2 separate regions of the Homo sapiens genome follow, and region 1 is linked to region 2. Evidence: read pairs that join two places in POLR2A ChIA-PET (ENCODE). Cell type or tissue: B cell. All regions are shown on one strand. Each heading gives the region's core, and the rest is flanking DNA. Links, peaks and the distances in the headings are about the cores only. Region 1 overlaps KIF9 (kinesin family member 9). Region 2 overlaps SETD2 (SET domain containing 2, histone lysine methyltransferase).

Evidence for each region. ChIA-PET counts read pairs that join two places held together with the same protein. Peaks named below come from ENCODE experiments on the same cell type or tissue, not always from the same donor. Only the 100,000 strongest peaks of a DNase experiment are listed, where the experiment ranks them.
Region 1: POLR2A ChIA-PET joins it to region 2 with 6 read pairs; 3 of 35 experiments call an interaction of 5 or more read pairs at or near these places.

The regions. Positions count from the first base shown.
Region 1 is chr3:47,222,345-47,238,708 of GRCh38, reverse strand. It overlaps KIF9 (kinesin family member 9), which reads left to right. Exons shown (of 21, transcript NM_182902.4): 18 at 2,090-2,266; 19 at 2,560-2,675; 20 at 3,092-3,196; 21 at 10,007-10,711. The coding sequence ends at 10,057. It overlaps KIF9-AS1 (KIF9 antisense RNA 1), which reads right to left. Exons shown (of 7, transcript NR_033373.1): 3 at 6,846-6,942; 4 at 2,550-2,652; 5 at 140-305. Among named protein-coding and RNA genes, the nearest start is that of SNORD13J, 20 kb to the left of the region's middle. RefSeq lists an enhancer at 10,499-10,758. In B cell, for the core only: no CTCF peak of the experiment used is centred there; no DNase peak of the experiment used is centred there.
Region 2 is chr3:47,106,428-47,111,427 of GRCh38, reverse strand. The region is part of intron 5 of SETD2 (SET domain containing 2, histone lysine methyltransferase); the gene reads left to right. Among named protein-coding and RNA genes, the nearest start is that of SETD2, 55 kb to the left of the region's middle. In B cell, for the core only: no CTCF peak of the experiment used is centred there; no DNase peak of the experiment used is centred there; H3K27ac peaks cover 446 bases.

The DNA.
Region 1 (16,364 bases), core at 2,724-7,723, 120 kb before region 2:
AGCCTGGGAGACAGAACGAGACTCCGTCTCAAAAAACAAACAAAAAAAATTTATCAGTATTAAAAAAAAAACCCCATTTTTGTGCTGTCCCCCCAAAGTAGTTGTTTTTCCACTGATTATTAAAATATTAATAAAATACCTTTATTTTATTGAATTTACTTGAACAGATCAAGTAAACTCATATCTCCTAGGCCAGGCGAAGTGGCTCACGCCTGTAATCTCAGCACTTTGGGAGGCTGAGGCGGGTGGATTGCTTGAGTACAGGAGTTCGAGACCAGCCTGGGCAATACAGTGAGACCCCGTCTCTACAAAAAAACATAAAAAATTAGCTGGGCGTGGTGGCACATGGCTATAGTCTCAGTTACTTGGGAGGTATGGTGAAAGGATCACCTGAGCCCAGAAGGTTGAGGTTGCAGTGAGCCATGATCATGTTACAGCACTTTAGCCTTGGCGACATAGTGAGGCCCTGTCAAATCAATCAATCAATCAATCTCTTAGATACCTTATTATTGACAGCCACTTGTTGACCCAGGAAGGTCAACATATTTGGAACATTAGTCTCTTGTAAAAGAACTTGAGGCCAGTAATTCAAGAAAAAGAAAAAGAAACAAAAGAAAAAAAGAAAAATGTAAAAATGTAAAATCATCTTTAAATTCAACTCTTTTTCTTCCTGGAGATAATCAGAGATCCTCTGGGTAGAACAAAAGATGTTCACAGTTACTCCCCATCTTCATAGAGTACTGTAAAGCCTCTACTCTGTAAAGGATTGTGGCTTATCCAAATAATCACATCAGGGACCTCCCACAGCATAGAGACCACAGCAGATTGCTCTGCATTGAAGGTGAGACACCTGGTGAGGGTGACTCCCACTCCCCACTCCAGATCCCAGATCCCAGAGTCTAGACATTTGCTTTTCCATTAATGACTCCATTAGTGGCTTTTAATGTGTCTCACTTTTTTCTCAATAAACATCAGTGGAAGTGCTAACACTTTCCTCTAGCACCTGGGGGCTGCCTCATGCACCCCAGCCACACACCTCAGGTCACATGCAGAACACACTTACCCTACACTTGGGGATGGCGGTTGATGTGATGCCTTTGCTAAGCTTTCAGGTGCTGTGAGCAGTGGAGAGCAGGGTGAATGGCTTTGCACACCAAATTATTTTGTCTTAACCCAACAACTGTCACTGAACTGACAGACCTTAAAAGATCCATGCAAAGAGACTAATAGCACTGACCCTTGTCCCTGGAGCCCTTTGATAGCTACTCAACACGATATAGATGTCTAATCATCTCTAACAAGAAGGTAGCTGGTGAGCTGCGCATGGTGGCTCACGCCTGTAATCCCACCACTTTGGGAGGCCGAGGCGGGCGGATCACCTGAGGTCAGGAATTCAAGACCAGCCTGGGCAACATGGTGAAACCCTGTCTCTACTACAAATACAAAAATTAGCTGGGCGTGGTAGCACATGCCTGTAATCCCAGTTATTCAGGAGGCTAAGGGAGGAGAATCGCTTGAACTCGGGAGGCAGAGTTGCAGTGAGCCGAGATTGTGCCACTGCACTCTAGCCTGGGCAACAAGGCGAGACTCCATCTCAAAAAGAAAAAAAAAGAAAGTAGCTGGTGGATGTGTGTATCAGCAAGAGACAATTTGAACATCTGCTGTTATTAATAAGGAGCCTTGCCCAAGTGCCTTGTAGTACTAGCCAGTGATGGCAGTTTGTAGATGTAATTTACAAGAAAAATAGACATTTGTATACTAGGGGTGCTTACTAAATATCTTTGGCTACTAGAGTTTTAAATAAAATAAGCATGGAGCATGGGCCTTCTGTACCTTCCCCTGCCCTCTGCTCTTGTTTGCCCTAAAATGCCAGTGTGGCCCCACTGAGCTGAGCTCCCCTCCCTGTGAGATTATGCCCTGGCAGCCTGGCCTTCTTGTGCTTTGCCCATCTCCTTGCCATGGGCCAGCCCTGCCTGTGGTCTCCTGTCTTCATGATTTGCCAGCTCTGTGCCCACCTTCTGGAATCCCTTCCTCCCCCAATTTCAGGTGGACACCTCCTCATTTCCTGACTTCTTCCATCACCTTGCAGGCAAGTACGAAAACAAGGGGCTGATGATCATCGATGAGGAAGAATTCCTGCTGATCCTCAAGCTCAAAGACCTCAAGAAGCAGTACCGCAGCGAGTACCAGGACCTGCGTGACCTCAGGGCTGAGATCCAGTATTGCCAGCACCTAGTGGATCAGTGTCGCCACCGCCTGCTCATGGGTGCGACAGTTGGGAAGGTTGGCCGCCACCTGAGGTACAAGGAGACTCAGGGAGAGGCCACAGCCTGAGTTCTGGAAGCACCCTCAGAGTTTCTCTCTGGCAGAGCCAGGGGCTGGGCAGGGGCTTGAGATGTGTGGTTCCCAGGACTGTGAGGGCCAGAGATGGAGATGGGGACAGGGTAAGACCTTGGAGCAGGAAGTGAACAGATGGTGAGCCTGCAACAGATATAAGACAGATGACAGCACACAGCCCTTACCGGCTTCCTCAAGTTCTGTCTCCTCACCTCCTTGTAGAATTTGACATCTGGTACAATGAGTCCTTTGTCATCCCTGAGGACATGCAGATGGCACTGAAGCCAGGCGGCAGCATCCGGCCAGGCATGGTCCCTGTGAACAGGATTGTGTCTCTGGTGAGCGGCACAGGGGCAGGGGTGTGGCAGTGGTTGAACATGGGGCAATGGGCAGTGCCCCTTGATGTCTGTTCTCAACACAAAGATGGCAGTGTGTGTGGTGCTCCCAGCCTCTCCACAGCCAGCCCAGGCAGGTGGGCAGGTACAGGTCTCTCCTCGGTTATCAAGGAATGGGGGAAAATACCACTCTTACTACTGCCACCTTTCTAAAGCAGTTCATCCTGCTCAGGCAGCAGTTACAGGTTGTCTGTGGGAACACTGACAGACATGGGGGCTGGAGGGCTGTGAGATGCCCTTTTGGTGGCGGTGGGGCGGTGTGTGGCACAAACCCAGCAAGGGACTGCCCTGATGCACACCACAGGCTCTGCTAGGGTATATCCTGACAATACCATGCTAAAGGGACTGTCCTCCCCCAGGGAGAAGATGACCAGGACAAATTCAGCCAGCTGCAGCAGAGGGTGCTTCCTGAGGGCCCTGATTCCATCTCCTTCTACAATGCCAAAGTCAAGATAGAGCAGAAGGTAACTCAGAGGCCTATGTCTCCAGGAGGATGGGGGCCTCAGTGACTAGGAAACCCAGGATCATATTCCCTACTTTAGAGAGGTAGGGGAGGAATGGCACCATTCCAAGGAGATTAGTCACCCTCAGTCAGTGGGTGTCTTCTGCCAACTAGACTGCAATTGGGCTGGACCCTAGAGGAGTCCCACCAACCACGGCCAGGCCAGGACATGGCTGGTGAGTACTGACTAGCCTATGTATGGTTCGCAGAACAAGGCCCAGGGATCCCCTGAGGCTTCCACCTGTCAGGGAGGACCTCTCCAACGGGGTCCACTCTGCACAGGTGGCAGGGGACAGAGGATCACATGCAGCTGAGGCATAGCTAGACATGGCGTTAGCTATAGAGTGGGTGGGGTACTCTCCTCCTCGAGCAGGTTAGGCTGGTGCAGAGGGTCTCCATTCTACTAAGGCCTTGTCTGGAGCCAGAACACAGAGGGCCCTGTGCACTGCACACTCCTCTTTGCACAGAGGCAGTGCTTATACAGCAAGTGGCAGATGCACACGGGGCAGAAGCCCAAGTGAGTTCATTCTTTCGCAAATATTTTTGTAGTTATTTATTAACATACTCATTAGGTGATACATTCAGGTGTTTCAAACATTAAGAAAGCATGAAAGTATATGGCTGGGCACGGTGGCTCACGCCTGTAATCCCAGCACTTTGGGCGGCTGAGGTGGGTGGATCACTTGAGGTCAGGAGTTCAAGACCAGCCTGGGCAACATGATGAAACCCTGTCTCTACTAAAAATACAAAAAATTAGCCAGGCGTGGTGGCACATGTCTGTAATTCCAGCTACTCAAGAGGCTGAGGCAGGAGAATCGCTTGAACCTGGGAGGTAGAGGTTGCAGTGAGCCAAGATCACACCACTTTACTCCAGCCTGTGCAATAAAGCGAAACTCTATCTCAAAAAAAAAGAAAAAAAAAATGCTGGGCACAGTGGCTCTGGCTGGGCACGGTGGCTCACGCCTGTAATCCCAGCACTTTGGGAGGCTGAGGCAGGTGGATTGCCTGAGCTCAGGAGTTTGAGACCAGCCTGGGCAACATGGTGAAACCCTGTCTCTACTAAAATACAAAAACTTAGCTGGGTGTGGCAGCATGCTCCTGTAGTCCCAGCCACTCGGGAGGCTGAGGCAGGACAATTGCTGGAATCTGGGAGGCGGAGGTCCCAGTGAGCTGAGATTGTACCACTACACTCCAGCCTCGGCGACAGAATGAGAGACTCCGTCTCCAAAAAAAAAAAAAAGAAAGTACAAATGCTGTCCCCCTCTATCAGCTTCTGATAGGGCACCCCTGTCACTTGTTTCAGATCCTGGAAACCCCTTCTGACAGGACACCCCATCACTTGTTTCTAGTGTTCCCCTCAGTTTTCTCTCTTTCTTTTTTTTGGGGGGGGTGGGATGGAATTTCACTCTTATTGCCCAGGCTGGAGTGCAATGGCGTGTCCTCACCTCACTGCAACCTCCACCTCCCAGGTTCAAGTGATTCTCCTGCCTCAGCCTCCTGAGTAGCTGGGGGCATGCTACCATGCCCGGCTAATTTTTTGTATTTTTAGTAGAGATGGGGTTTCACCATGTTGGCCAGGCTGGTCTCGAACTCCTGACCTCAGGTGATCGACCCGCCTTGGCCTCCCAAAGTGCTGGGATTACAGGCGTGAGCCACCGTGCCTGGCTTCCCCTCAGTTTTCTGCACCTTGCTTTTTCTACTTAGCAACACATCCTGAAGATCATGCTGTGTCAACCTATTGGTGCTTCTGTGTCTTTTTTTTTTCTTTTCTTTTCTTTTGAGACGGTGTTGTGCTCTGTTGCCCAGGCTAGAGTGCAGTGGCATGATCATGGCTCATTACAGCCTCGACCTCACAGATTGAAGCGATCCTCCCACCTCAGCCTCCCGAGTAGCTGGGACTATAGGCATACACCACATGCCCAGCTAATTTTTTTTTTTTTTGGTAGAGATGGGGTTTTGCCTTGTTGCCCAGGCTGGTCTCAAACACCTAGGCTCAAGTGATCCGCCTGCCCTGGCCTCCCAAAGTGCTGGGATTACAGGCATGAGCCATTGTACCTGGCCGGTTTTTTCTTATTAATTTTTAGGAACTTTTTTTTTTTTTTTTTTTTTTTTTGAGACAGAGTCTCACTCTGTCGCCCAGGCTGGAATGCAGTGGCACAGTCTTGGCTCACTGCAACTTCTGCCTCTGGGCTCAAACTATTCTCCTGCCTCAGCCTCTTGAATAACTGGGACTACAGGCACCCGCAACCACACTCAGCTAATTTTTTTGTATTTTAAGTAAAGACAGGGTTTCACCATATTGGCCAGGCTGGTCTCAAACTCCTGACCTCAGGTGATCCACCCACCTTGGCCTCCCAAAGTGCTGGGATTACAGATATGAGCCACTGCACCTGACCAAGAAATTAGCTCTTTGTGATATGATTTACAACTATTTCTTCCTGTTTGTCATTTGTCTTTTGACTTTCCTTATGGTTTTTGTTTTTTTTTTTTTTTTGAGATGGAGTCTCGCTCTGTCGCCCAACCTGGAATGCAGTGGCGTGATCTCGGCTCACTGCAACTCCGCCTCCCGGGTTCACGCCATTCTCCTGCCTCAGCCTCCTGAGTAGCTGGGACTACAGGTGCCCGCCACCACGCCCAGCTAATTTTTTGTATTTTTAGTAGAGACGGGGTTTCACCGTGTTAGCTAGGATGGTCTCGATCTCCTGACCTCTTGATCCACCCGCCTCGGCCTCCCAAAGTGCTGGGATTATAGGTGTGAGCCAGCATGCCCGGCCGACTTTCCTTATAGTTTTTTGTAGGTATTTTGTTATTTTTAAGAAATCAAGCTTAGTCCATTTAGGCTGCTGCAACAAAATACCTTAGACTGGGGAATTTATAAACAGTAGAAATGGGCTGGGCGCGGTGGCTCACACCTGTAATCCCAGCACTTTGGGAGGCTGAGATGAGTGGATCACCTAAGGTCGGGAGTTCGAGACCAGCCTGGCCAACATGGTGAAACCTCGTCTCTACTAAAAATACAAAAATTAGCCGGGTGTGGTGACGCATGCCTGTAGTTCCAGCTACTCGGGAGGCTGAGGCAGGAGAATTGCTTGAACCCGGGAGGTGGAGGTTGCGGTGAGCTGAGATCGCACCACTGCACTCCAGCCTGGGTGACAGAGTGAGACTCCGTAAAAAAAACAAAACAAAACAAAAAAAACAGCAGAAATGTATTGCTCACAGTTCTGGAAGCTGGCAAGTATAACATCAAGGCATCAGCAGATATGGGCTAGTAAGGGTTTGCCCTCCGCTTCAGAGGTGGTGCCTTCTAGTTGTGTCCTCACACAGCAGAAGTGCAATAAACTAACGAGCTCCCTCAGGCCCCTTTTATAGGGCACTAATCCCATCCCTGAGGGTAAAGCCTTCAAGACCTGTCACCTCTCAAAGGCCTCACCTCTTCATAGCATCACCATGGGGGTTAGCTTTCAACATATGAATTTTGGGGAGACACTGATATTCAGACCATAGCACAAGTTTATCGGTATTCTTTTTCTTAGTTTCTGGATTTTGTGTCATCATTTCCCCTAGTTGAATTCACTCTTTACGTTTAGGATTAAGCTGACATCTTCACTTACCTGATGGCTGTGAGGAGCTGAAGCCCATCCAGAGAGGCTTAAGCATAGGGGTCTCTTACATGGATTCTGAAGGTCCCATAGAGCAGCACGTCCCATCCTGTGCTGTGCACACAAATCACCAGGGGTCTTTTTAGAATGCAGATGGCCGGTAACAATAGCTCGTGCCTATAATCCCAGTACTTTGGGAGGCTGAGGCGGGCAGATCACTTGAGGCCAGGAGTTCGAGACCAGCCTGGCCATTGTGGTGAAACCCCATCTCTACTAAAAATACAAAAATTAGCCAGCCATGGTGGTGCATGCCTGTGCACGCCTGTAATCCCAGCTACTTGGGAGGCTGAGGTGTGAGAATTGCTTAAACCAGGGAGGTGGAGGTTGCAGTGAGCCAAGCTTGCACCACTGCACTCCAGCCTGGGCAACGAAGAGAAACTGTCTAAAAAAAAAAAAAAAAAAAAAAAAAAAGTAGATACTGATGGAGCCTGAGATTCTATATTTTGAATAAACTCCCAGATGATGTCCATGCTGCTAGTCCAGGACCACACTTGGGGTAGCACACTTAGAGGCTTTACCTTAGAACCTGCTCTTTATTAGGTTGAAGACGTTCTTTTCTGTTCCTATTCATTGAGTGTGTATTTTTTTTCTCAATCATGAAGGGAATATTGGAACCGTTATCTTTTTGCATACTGCCTCCCTTTTCTTTCTATTCTCATTCCCAGGACTCTGATTAGATGTATTTTATTTCATTCTGTCCTCTGTATCTCTTAAAATATCTTATGTTTCTTCCAGCTCCTCATTTCTCTATGCTGTAATTTAGGTAACTTTTTTTTTTAGACGGAGTTTTGCTCTTTCACCCTGGCTGGAGTGAAGTGGCGCAATCTCGGCTTACGGCAGCCTCTGCCCCCTGGGTTGTAAGTGATTCTCCTGCCTCAGCCTCCCAAGTAGCTGGGATTATAGGCATGCGCCACCATGCCTGGCTAATTTTTGTATTTTTAATACAGACAGGGTTTCACCGTGTTGGCCAGCCTGGTCTTGAACTCCTGACCTCGTGATCCACCCGCCTTGGCTTCCCAAAGTGCTGGGATTAGAGGCATGAGCCACTGTGCCCAGCCTGGGTAACTTCTTTTTTTTTCCCCCACAAGATGGAGTCTTCCTCTGTCACCTAGGCTGGAGTGCAATGGTGTGATCTTGGCTCACTGCAACCTCTGCCTCCCAGGTTTAAGCGATTCTCCTTCCTCGGCCTCCTGAGTAGCTGGGATTATAGGCATGCGCCACCACTACCGGCTAATTTTGTATTTTTAGTAGAGATGGGATTTTTCCTGTTGGTCAGGCTGGTCTCGAACTCCCGACCTCGGGTGATCCACCCGCCTCGACCTCCCAAAGTGCTGGGATTACAGGCATGAGCCATCGTGCCTGGCATTCTTTTTCTTTTTAATTAAAAACAATTTTTTAAAAATAGAGACTGGGTCTCCCTATGTTGCTCAGGCTGGTCTTCAGTTCCTAGACTCAAGGGATCCTCCTGCCTGGGCCTTCCAAAGTGCTGGGATTACAGGCATGAGCCACTGCACCCAGCCTTTTTTTTTTTTTTTTGACAAGGTCTTGCTCTGTCACCCAAGCTGGAGGGAGTGCAGTGACACGATCATAGCTCACTGCAGTCTTGATATCCTGGGCTCAAGCAATCATCTCACCTCAGCTTCCCAAAGTGCTGGGATCATGGGCGTGAGCCCCTGTGCCCAGATAGTTATTTTAAATAAATTCTTATTTTATGCTTTTTAAAAGGCTTTATTGAGACAGAATTTGCATACCATACAATTCACCCATTTAAAATGTGCAACTCGCCAGTCACGGTGGCTCACGCCTGTAATCCCAGCACTTTGGGAGACTGAGGTGGGTGGATCACTTAAGGTGAGGAGTTCAGGACCAGCCTGGCTAACATGGTAAAACCCTGTCTTTACTAAAAACACAAAAACTAGCCGGGGATGGTGGTGCACACGTGTAATCACAGCTACTCAGGAGGCTGAGGCAGGAGAATCGCTTGAACCCGGGAGGCAGAGGTTGTAGTGAGCCGAGATTGCGCCACTGTACTCCGGCCTGGGTGACAGAGCGAGACTCCATCTCAAAAAAAAAAAAAATTCTAAATCATTAAGCAGAGGAGTCCTGTATTTCTACAGGTCAAAATTCTATTCTCTCATTCCCCAATCTCTATAATTCTCTGTGTTGGCCATTTTTAATGTTTAAGATATGCCCATGCACAGACTTTTTATGCAAATGTTATACTCGAACCATTCCATGTTCTTTCAATTCTATGTTTTAGTTATTTAAATATATACTTTTATATAGGAAACATATAGATCAGATTTTTCATGGTCAAAATCTGTTTCCTGTTTTACTGAGTCTCATGGTGGCTTGACAGTGGCGTGTGTATGTGTGTGTGTTTGTGTGTGTATTGAAATCGTGACCTTGTGTTTGATTGAACTTAAGCTCAAGGAGACCTGAACACATAAATAGAAATTATTTTCCCCCTGAAAAGGTTTGCACTTGCTTTCTGCAGTTACCCATGGGGCATTACCAACCCAGGACCATTTTAACCCTCTTCAAGAATTCCAGTTTAATATGGGAGCTTCAATTCAGACTCCTACTTTGTGGGGAACCTAAGATTCCATGTTCCAAGCTAGTTTTAGCGTTTGCTGGCTTACAGCCCACTGTTTCTGTTTCAGCCTACAGTTTTCACCTGCTTTCTAAGAGCCTAGTGATGCATTAAAAAGGTATAATTTGTGAACATCTGATTGATTGCAGTGGCAAAGAGAGGGCCCTTCTGAATACCTGGCCCCTAACTCCTCTGGAGATAGAACCCTCTTCTTTTCTTTCTGAACCTATTCCCTATCAGAAACTCCCAAGAATGCCCTTGAAACCTATATGCCTCCTTTCAAATATGCCTGCCAGACTGTTTTAAAATAGTTTTACACACTTTCTTTAGGATAAAAGAATGAAAGAGTTTGAATGGATGTTATTTCTCAGAGAATTGGGGCTACTCAGAAGGAATCCTTGTCCACAACCCATGATGTTTGCAGGAGGAATGATAGGGTGAATGTGAGTGGCCTGGTCTGAGTCCCTGCTATGTCTGTCCCTCCTAATAAGTTCCTGTTTTCTCTTCCCTCTGTGTCCAGCATAATTACTTGAAAACCATGATGGGCCTCCAGCAGGCACATAGAAAATAGAACCTCATCGCCAGTACCTTAAAGGACAAGACCAGCAACTCCCACCTACTGTAGTGGAGCTGCTCAACCACCTGCCCAGAGCTGCAGCCCCCTCTACTCCAATGCTGGGACCCAGCACAGAGAACACATTTGGCCTGCATGTTGGGAGGAGCATCCTCCAAGGACAACCTTGCTCATCTCCACAGAGCACTTTGGGTTTTAATTCACTGTCTTATATGCAGGGACAGGATAAAATAACTTTCTAGTTTGGACTTTCAGTGCTCATCTGAGAACTTTGTCTTATTTCCTGTCTGAAAGGACATATTCTCTATGTATGTGTGAGGTCAGAACTGAGTCTCAAGTAGGAAGGCAGAAAAGTAGCTCAGCCAGGCTCCTCCTGGCAGGCCTTTGTCACACTGGTCAGCCCCTTTCCTGGATAGACATCCTAGGGTGGGGGTGGTGAGCTCGGTCTGAGGAGCTCTGCTTCTCACAGCTCCCTCAGACCCTAAGTTCTCTCAAGACATCTTTTCTGTGTTTCTGAGCCAGTGAAGAAGACAGGAGGAGGCCCTCCTTCATTTGGCAACCAGGGGAGGATAAGGTCTAGCCACAGAGACCAGAAAGGGATGAGGCAGAGCTGGCTCCATGTACCAGGGAATAAATGAGCAGCTTCTGGGAGACATGTCCTCTGCATGTTTCCAGAACACCACGGCCTTCCCTACGCAGCATGCACGGCCACCAGGCACCAGGGTGCCTCCCCTCCCCGCTTTCTCTCTCCGTGTAGGCTGCACTGAGCAGAAGTGAAAGTGAACGATTTACCCTGAATAGGAACTGGGATCACTGTCAAGGCTGAGCAGGGAAGAGAGAAGATATCACTCTCTATCAAGTTACCAGGCTGCAGCTTGGGCCCTTGGTGGTGGCACCAAAGGGAAAGAGTTCATTACTTTGCTCAGAGAACAAACTCAGGCCCTCTGGGGCCTTCCAGGCTGACTGATACGCCCCTGGGTTGGTAAACCAAGTCTCCACTGAGCGAAAAGTTTCAGTGCTTCCTTGGAATTGTATCTCACCCCCTCTTCTGTTCTTATGGGTCAAGGCCTTGGCCTGACACTCTGTGGGTGCTCCCCCGTCTGACACCCTCATCAGGGCCTTGAGGTTTCTGTTATTCTTCCAACAGTGGGAGAGGAGGTTCTGCTCACCTGGCAGTCCTGTCATGGGAAGCTGTGAGAGAAAAATACATCACTTCTGATGGGTGATATCTAGCTCTGGGACCACTTTGTATGAGGAAAGATGGAAGGAACTAGGTCTGCTTACCTGAAGAGGAAGAGAAATGTGACAGAGGCCATGAGGGGCTGCCAGGTAGAAGGGAAAGCAAGAGGATGTGGATGTGGGCTGAATGAGTAGCAAACATTTTTCCCAAAGGTTTTGTTGTTATTGTTGTTGTTTTTGAGACAGGGTGTCACTCTGTCATCCAGGCTGGAGTGCAGTGGTGCCATCACAGCTCCTTGCAGCCTCAACCTCCTGGGCTCAATCCTCCCACCCCAGCCTCCTGAGTAGCTGGGACTACAGGTGCGCACCACCATGCCTGGCTAGTTTTTTAAATTTTTTCTGGAGATGGAGTCTCACTATGTTGTCCAGAATGGTCTTGAAACTTCTGGGCTCAAACGATCCTCCCACCTCAGCCTCCCAAAGTGCCAAGGGATTACAGGTGTGAGCCACCTCTCCTGGCTAAGATTGTTATCTCAAAATAAGAAGAGGCTTAAAATGAGAGCAGTCCTGGCATGAAGTCATTAGTGAGGGCCCTGCAGCAGTAGGCTGTCTGGCAAGGAGGTTGCACCTGGTTGAAGGTTGAACTGGATAGTATCTATCCAATCAAAAACCCTGTGATTCTGCTCTTCAGCCCATCAGCAGATGGACATGGATTTTGTTGAAGAAAGTGATAGGATTGCCTTGGGGGCTCTGCCCTCTCCCTCCTCCAGCTCCTTTCTCTTCCCCTGACTGATGCTTCCAGGAGTCGATGCTTCCAGTATGGCAGGAAGGTAGGGGTGTTGTGTTCATTCAGATGGGTCTGTCATTCCAGAAAATAGTTCCTGCTGAGTTAATTTGCCAGCCAAGTCACCCCTGGAGGGACTTCCAGTTGCAACAATGTGACAGGTGAGATAATCTGAAAACATTCCTGCTACAAATAGAGGTGCTGACTAAAATATAACATTCTTTTAAATACAGTTGACCCTTGAGGCCACATGTGGTGGTTCATGCCTGTAATCCCAGCACTTTGGGAGGCTGAGGCAGGTAGATCACTTGAGGCCAGGAGTTTGAGACCAGCCTGGCAAACATGGCAAAAACCTGTCTCTACTAAAAATACAAAAATTAGCCGGGTGTGGTGGTGCACACCTGTAATCCCAGCTACTTGGGAGGCTGAGACACAAGAATTGCTTGAACCTGGGAGGCGAAGGCTGCAGTGAGCTGAGATCATGCTGCCGCACTCCAGCCTGGGGAACAGAGATTCTGTCTCAAAAAAAAAGAAAAAGAGAAAAGAAATACAGTTGACCCTTGAACAACACGGGTTTGAAATGCACAAGTCTACTTATACATGGGATTTTTTCAACCAAAGGTGGATTGAAAATACAGTATTCAAGGGATGCAAAATCTGCATATGTGGAGAGTCAACTTTTTGTATGTGCAGGTTCCGCAGGACTGAGTGCAGGACTTATGTGTGGATTTTGGCATATGGAAGGGGCCCTGGAGCCAATCCCACATGTATACCAAGGGACGACTGTACAAAGTAAGATTTGCAAGCAAGAAAGGGAACTGTCAGGAGCTGAACATAAAGGAGGAACTGAAAACCTGAGTGGTCAGCGTGTGAACTGGCTATGTCTTCTAGGGACTAGGAGAAGGTATGTGAGCGGATTGTTACTTTTGAAGGTTAAATGTCCACATAAGTATGAGAAATAAGACGTCAGTTCATGCCATATAGGAAGCTGGAAATGGGACTGCCTGAATAAAGATGGCACCCTGAAGGCTTCATCACTGGTGAAGAGGTGAGCTAGAAAACCGAATGTCTAATTGTCTCCCTAAACATACTTTACCCATAACCTTCCTTAGCCTAATTGCTCAGGCTAAAATCCTTAGTTTTGTACTTCATTCCTCTCTTCTCTCAGACCTCACACTGAATCTATCCAGAAATTCAGTAGGCTTTACCTTCCTCCTATATTCAAAATCTGACCATTTCTCACCACTTCTTGCCTGGATATTGCAACAGCTTCCTGTCTCCTGGCTTCTCCTTTTGCTCTCTATTTCCAGAACAGCAGCCTGGCTGAACCTTTTTTTTTTTTTTTTTCCTCATGCTGGAGAGCAGTGGCATGATCCTAGCTCACTGCATCCTCGAACTCCTGGGTTAAAACAATCCTCCCATGTCAGCCTCCAGAGTAGGTAGGATTACAAGCCACCAGGTCTAGCCCTGGTTGACCTTCTGAAATATGTTAGATCACATTACACCTCTTCTCAAATTTTTAATGGTTTCCTATTTTGCTCAGAGTGAAACCCAAGTCCTTAAAACATCCCACAAGATCCTATATAATCGTGACTTCTATGATTTCTCTACTCTTGTCTCATCTACTGTCCCCTTGCTCACTCTACTCCAGCCACATGGGCTTCCTTACTTTTCCTCCCAACATGCCAGACAGACAGCTCCTGCTTCCAGGCCTTTGCAATGGCTGTTTCCTCTGCCTAAAACATTCTTTCCCTACATGTCCACATGATTCACTTTCCTAAGTCCTTGCTTAAATGTCACTTTTTTCTTTTCTTTTTTTTTTTTGAGTCGGAGTCTCGCTGTGTCTCCCAGGCTGGAGTGCAATGGTACAATCTTGGCTCACTGCAACCTCCGCCTCCCAGCTTCAAGCGATTCTCCTGCCTCAGCCTTCCAAGTAGCTGGGATTACAGGCACGTGCCACCACACCCAGCAAACTTTTGTATTTGTAGTAGAGATGGGGTTTCACTATATTGGCCAGGCTGGTCTCTTGGCCAGGCTGGTCTCAATCACCTGACCTCGTGATCCGCCTGCCTCGGCCTCCCAAAGTGCTGGGATTACAGGCGTGAATCACCACGCCCGGCCCTTTTTTGAGACAGAGTTTCACTCTCTTGACAGGCTGGAGTGCAGTGGTGCGATCTCTGTTCACTGCAACCTCTGCCTCCTGAGTTCAAGCAATTCTCACACCTCAGCCTCCAAGTAGCTGGGATTACAGGCGCGCACCACCACGCCCAGCTAATTTTTTTTTTGTATTTTTTTTTTTTTTTTTTTTTAGTAGAGACGGGGTTTTTCACCATGTTGGCCAGGCTGGTCTCAAACTCCTGACCTCGAGTGGTCTGCCTGCATCAGCCTCCCAAAATGCTGGGATTATAGGCATGAGCCACCACACCCGGCTTTAAATGTCACATTCTGTAGCAGATGCTGTCATGCCTTGACACAGTCCCTTGCACTTGCCATTCCTGCTAATGGCTTCCTAGTGAAAGCATCTGCAACTTTCCACATAAAGGCTTTGTCTACATAGGTGTTCATCTGCTTCAGGGTAGTTCCAAATGCCAGGGAGTTAACGACACCTTTAGGAGCAACCCTCAACCAATAAATCAGTGGATTATTATCTCAACTTTCTCCCCTTTGGGTAGAACAACTCCTCTGGGCATGTTTTCCACTAAATGGAACTTTCCCAGGACTTCCCAGCATAAACACACAAATTCACACATACACGAATGGAGCCAAAGAAAAAAATAGTTGATATATTGTTTGTGGGCTTGTCAATGAAATGATAACATCTTAAAATACTTAGGCTAGGCACAGTGACTCATGACTGTAATACTGGCACTTTGAGTGGCTGAGGTAGGAGGATTGCTTGAGCCCAGAAGTTCGAGACCAGCCTGGGCAACATGGCAAAATCCCATGTCTATAAAAATAAAATAAAAAATTAGCTGGGCATGGTGGCACTCCAACCTGACAACAGAGTGAGACCCTGTCTATATATATATATGTAAATGGAATTTGAGGAGAAAAGTAAAAATAAGAAAACAAAAAAGAAGCATAAAAAAGAATATATGTATGATATATATAACATTATTTTAACAGCTTTAATTTTTTTTTAATGGGCTCAAGCAATCATCCCACTAAAAATCCTGGCTAATTTTTTTTTTTTTAACTTTCTATAGAGACAAGTTCTCACTATATTGCCCAGGTTGGTCTTGAACTCCTGGGCTCAAGTGATCCTCCTGCCTTGGCCTCCCAAAGTGCTGGGATTATAGGCATGAGCCACTGCACCTGGCCTATATTTTTAATAATATATATTATAAAAGTGTAATGAAAAGGATACAATTGAATCAGTATAGCACCCAAAGTTTCTTTCTAGAGGTCTGAGATTCAAGGTAGGACAAAAAGCTCTGGAGAGTCCCTCCTATGTTCCATTATCTTTAATCCAAAGAGCTCAGATACCTCTATTGCTATTTCCTCTGGCACTGCAGGGAAGTTCCAATCCACCTGGTCCGCACTAGTTGGGCCCAGGGAGTATCGGTCTGGGCTTGATTGTTGGTCAGTGGATTGCACTTTTATGAAGCAATACAAAATAGGGACAGATCACAGGCTTTGGGCCAGAGACACCTGAGTTTAGATTGGGATTCTGTATCTTACTGACATTTGACATTGAGTAAGTTGTCTAATTTCTCTGCCTTCCTTTCCTTGTGTATAGAACCATGATCACTGTAGGGCTTTGTGGAATGATGTGAAGTGCACAGCAGGTCCTCAACCAATTGAAACAGCCATGACAGTAACAATAACTATGAAAATAAAGATGCGAATGTACCCAGCATTATGTTTGATAGGTGATTAGCTTGTACACACACACACGCACATACATATACATGCATGCACACATACAACCAATGTTAGTCTCCCTCTCCACTCCCCAAAATGGATTTTGGATTTGAAGAGGCAGCATTTGGGCCAATATTATCTCTCTCCAATTAATGCTGACTGTCATGGCATTTTAAGACCAATCTCTGGCCGGGCACGGTGGCTCACACCTGTAATCCCAGCACTTTGGGAGGCCGAGGCAGGCGGATCACTTGACGCCAGGAGTTCGAGACCAGCCTGGCCAACATGGTAAAACCCCATCTCTACTAAAAATTTTAAAAAATTAGCTGGGTGTTACAGCTGGGTGAAACAGTGAGACCCTGTCTCAAAAAATTAAAAAAAAAAAAGGGCAAACCAATAATCTAAGGGCAAATTCTTATGCCAAACCTTATTTTAAGATTGGACTCTGGGCCAGGCACGGTGGCTCATGCCTGTAAT
Region 2 (5,000 bases), core at 1-5,000:
CAGCTACTTTATTTTTCTATTTTTTGTAGAGATGGGGTCCTCACTATGTTGCCTAGGCTTCTCATAACTGGTTTTTAATTGTTTATTTGAAGCAAATATCCCACAGAATTGTCATATGCCCCATATCCATTCATTGGATTCTTTATAATATTTTAAACAAATAATTGGTTACACTTCCTTTGAACACTGTTGATACAGAACTCAATACCTCTCAAAGCAGCCCATTGAATTTCCAAAATCACTAGTTCTAGTCCAGACGCACATTTTCAAAGATGCCTTCTTTCATTCTGCCCTAGCCAGCCAGGCCTTCTTGAGATTTTTTTTTTTTTTTTTTTTTTTTTTTTTTTTAAAGGAACCACAGTTTGGACACAAGCCTCTCTTACAGGGACAATAGTGGATGAGCTGTCTGGATGCTGGTCTTTTGTGGTATCTGCAGTAAAACACATAGCTTCAAACCTGATCTAAATTCTGTTACTTGCAACAGACACTCTTTGATAGCTCAGTGCTCTTCTCATATTAAGGGGAAAGGAGACTGGGGAAGGGAGGAAAGGATATATGGCTCCAGTTTATAAGCCAGGTTAAAATTTCCTAAAGCTCTTCCGTTTTCTTCAGCTATTCACAGAGAACCCTGCTTTGGTAAAATATACTAGGACTTAATGTTTCCATGTTTCCCATACCTTCCTACTCCTATAACTGCCACATGATGATGTGTAATACCAATAGTTTATGAATTTCATAAACTAGTCAAAACTCTTGCGTTGTTTACTGGTAGAGTATTACCATTTAATAAGGACAGATTGTCAGAGCTACACAGGATGAGAAATTATTTGGAGCTAAGTTACTAGTTAGTGTTAAAGTGCCATGGCAGACCCCACCAAAAAAGCAGGTTATTACCAAAACCCCTGTAGTTTTAGGAAATCTCCCAGTTGTAGGAAGAGAAGGCAGTCCAGGTTGACTTAATGTAATTGGATACCAGATAGGGTTTTAATTGAGGTAAAATTCACATAATATAATATTGACCATTTTAAAGTTTACAATTCAGTACCATTTAGTGCATTCATAATCTTGTGCAACTGCCACTTTTGTCTGTGTCCAAAACATTTTCATCATCTGAAAAGGGAACTAACTCTGCCTGTTAAGCAGAATCTTCTCATACCTGCCTCCTCCCAGGCCTGGCAGCCACTAATTTGCTGTCTGTTTCTGTGGGTTGATCTATTCTCGGTATTTCGTATAAATGAAATTATACAATATGTGGCCTTTTGTGTCTGGCTTCTTTCACTTAGCATTATGTTTTTGAGGTTTCATCTGTATTGCAGCATGTGTCAGCACTTAATTCCTATTTATGGCTGAATAATACTCTCTTGTATGGGTATACGATATTTTGTATATCCTTTTGTTAGTTGATGGACATTTGGGCAAATGAGGCTTTTTTTTTTTTTTTTGAGATGGAGTCTTGCTCTGTCACTCAGGCTGGAGCACAGTGGCACGATCACGGCTCACTGCAACCTCTGCTTCCCGGGTTCAAGTGATTCTCCTGCCTCAGCCTCCTGAGTAGCTGGGATTACAGGTGTGCGCCACCATGCCCAGCTAATTTTTCTATTTTTAGTAGAGAGGGGGTTTCACCATGTTGGCCCAGCTGGTCTCGAACTCCTGACTACAGGTGATCCGCCTGGCTTGGCTTCCCAAAGTGCTGTAATTACAGGGGTAAGCCACCGTGGCTGGCCGAAATGAGGCTTTTTTAGAAGCCATCTTTCCCCTCCACATTTTTTTGTTGTTTTCCGACACAGGGTCTCACTGTGTTGCCCAGGCTTGAATGCAGTGGCGCGATCACAGCTTACTGCTGCCTCAACCTCCTGGGCTCAGGTGATCCCCCAACCTTAGCCTCCTCAGTAGCTGGGACTACAGGTGTACACTACCATACTCTGCTAATTTTTTTGTATTTTTAGTAGAGACAGGGTTTTGCCGTGTTGCCCAGGTTGGTCTCGAACTCCTAAGCTCCAGTGATCCTCTCACCTTGGCTTTCCAAAGTTCTGGTATTACAGGCGTGAGCCACCACCCCTGGCCCGTTTTATTAATAAAAAGTTTCAAACTTACAGAAAAGTTGAAAGAGTTGAACAGTTAGTGTCCATGTAAGCACCACTTAGGTTTTATAGTTATTAACATTTTGTTCTGTTTGCTTTATTTTACATTCTCTGTCTGCCCGTCTCTTTTTTATCTATCAGTCTTTTTTTGATGAAGCTTAAAGGGAGTTGCAGACGTTACCCTTAACCCCTAAACCTTCCATAGCTTTGCAGTGACAGTGACAATTTCTGTCCCCACCCACCTGCCATAGTAGAGCCCTGTTGCCCTGAACAGGCTTTAAGGAGAAGGAGTTCAATGAAGTGACCCTATTCAGCCAGGAGCAAATTTCAGGCTTAGAAAAAGATTAATAAGAATCATAAGAATCACACTTCTCATTGCCTTTGCCTTCATGGGATTTAGTCACTGCATGCCAGGCAATATGATGTTTTCTGCTTTGTTTTTGTTTTTATTTTGGTTTTTAATTGAGACACGTAGCTTCTCTAAGAAACCTAAATCTTAGAGTTTTAAGGACTGCATGATAGACTTTTACACTGGCCTCATTTAGTTTTTTGGAGGTCAGGCAGCTGGAGGGTCTAGCCACTCTTCCTACATTCCCCAAATTCCTGAGGACTTTGAGATGCTTCTCTCAGCTGCTTCCTCAAGCTCAAACTGTTAGATCCATGTGTGTTGGTATATCCTTCCAACTTCCTGATGTGGGGTCTCTACTCTGAGTGATTTACTGGCTGGTCAGGCTCTGATATTTAAGAACTTTTTCTAAATAAGGTGATTTGAGAGTAATATCATTAGAATTGAATATTTTAGTAAAATTCAAGAAAGCATCTTTATAATATAATGAGGTAAATAGTTATTTAGGTGGAGTTTGAATCCCAGGCTGTAATTGAGCTTTATGAAGTTGGATAGATCACCTACATTATCCAAACTCTGTCTTATTTGTCAAATGGGCATAATATCGATGCCAGATGACATCAATATGCTTTATTTTTATTTTTCATACTACCTTTCAAAAGCAGGTAATCAAGCCTTAAATGAGTAAGTTTAGGGAAGATAGATTTTTGGCAGAAGAGGGATTGGAAATATTTTTTATGTGTGCAGTTCCAGATCCTGGATAATATATGTTTTGTAGTCACCACATTTAATTCACAAGGCAGTCCATGATGTCATTTTTCTTTTTCTCTCTTTTTTAAGTTTTTAAAAAATGTTTTAAAACATTTTTTAAAATTTATTTATTTTGGTAGAGACGGGATTTCACCATGTTGCCCAGCTGGTCGGAAACTCCCAGGCTTAAGTGATCTACCCACCTCGGCCTCCCAAAGTGCTGGAATTACAGACTTGAGCCACTGTGCCCAGCTTTTTTTTCTTTTTTAATGCAATGGGGTCTTGCTCTGTCACCTAGCCTGGAGTGCAGTAATGTGATTGTAGCTCATTGTAGATTCAAACTCAGGGCTCAAGCAATTCTCCTGCCCCAGGCTTTCAACTGGTGTAGTGGACTATAGGCACATAATACCATGGCCGGCTAATTTTTTAATTTTTTATTGTTTGTCAAGATGAGGTCTTCCTGTGTTTTTCAGGCTGGTCTTGAACTCCTGGGCCAAAGCAATCCTGCCACCCCCCCCCCACCCCCCCCCGCCACCCAAAGTGACTTTTCTTTTTCTTGAGGGAGGGCACTAATCCTGGAAGTGGAGAGTCCAACATTGTAGGACCTCAAATTTTGTCATCATTTTAAATTATTTGCAAGATGATAAGCTTCTGGGGTTAGAAAGGACATTTCAAATATTGGTTATAGAGGTAATAATTTGACTTTCTAGGTTTACCCATGAATAATCAGATTTTTATTATTGAGACCTAAATGTGTTTGTGATGGACTACTATATAAATATATATATACATCCACTATAAACTTCTCCAATCCTGTTTTTGAGCTCTGCTTTTTAATATATGTGTTCTTTTCTCATTTGTTTTTAATTGCTTTATTTTTTAAAGTAAAAGGATTTAATTTTTTTCAGTTGGCGAAGTTAACTCCTTTAATAAGTACATTGATTATGCCAGTATGTTGTAAACAAATACAAAAGATTTACATTAAAAAAATTTCTTTCATTAGAATTAGGGTATGTTTATTTTGAGGGGATAAGAAAAGACTTTCAGGCAGGCCATTTTATGTCAGAACTTCAGAGTAAAACATAGTATAACATTTGTCTACATAGAACTAATAGTTGAAGTCATTGGTTAGAATGAGCTTTTAGAGAATTAAGAGAAGGGGAAAAGACTGATAATTTAATATCTTCAGTTCAGAATAAATAGGTAAATAATCAAGAAAAGAACATTCAAAGATAAAGGGTAACTGAAAGATGCCAAAGAAGAAGATAAATAACAATTACTGATAACATTCTAAAGAGACGTCAAAGAGAATGTCATTACATAAAGGGAATTAGATTTGATCTTTAACATTTTTAGAGACCTTTGAGAGTAAAGACAGCAGAAGGGCTGCTATATTTAAGTTGCCTTCTTCTTTTTCTTTTTCCTTTTTTTTTTTTTTTGAGACGGAGTCTCACTCTCTTGCCCAGGCTGGAGTGCAGTGGCGCGATCTCGGCTCACTGCAACTTCTGCCTCCCAGGTTCAAGCAATTCTCCTGTCTCAGCCTCCCAAGTAGCTGGGACTACAGGTGCATGCCACCACACCTGGCTAATTTTTGTATTTTTAGTAGAGATGGGGTTTCACCATATTGGTCAGGCTGGTCTCGAACTTGTGACCTCAGGTGATCCACCCGCCTCTACCTCCCAAAGTGCTGGGATTATAGGCATGAGCCTCTGCGCCCGGCTGCCTTTTTTTTTTTTTTTTTTTTTTTTTTTTTTTTTAGAGCAAAAATCCTCTAACTTTTCAGTGTCTCTTGATTTCTTCAGAGCTGTTTTCCAGCTGTTAAT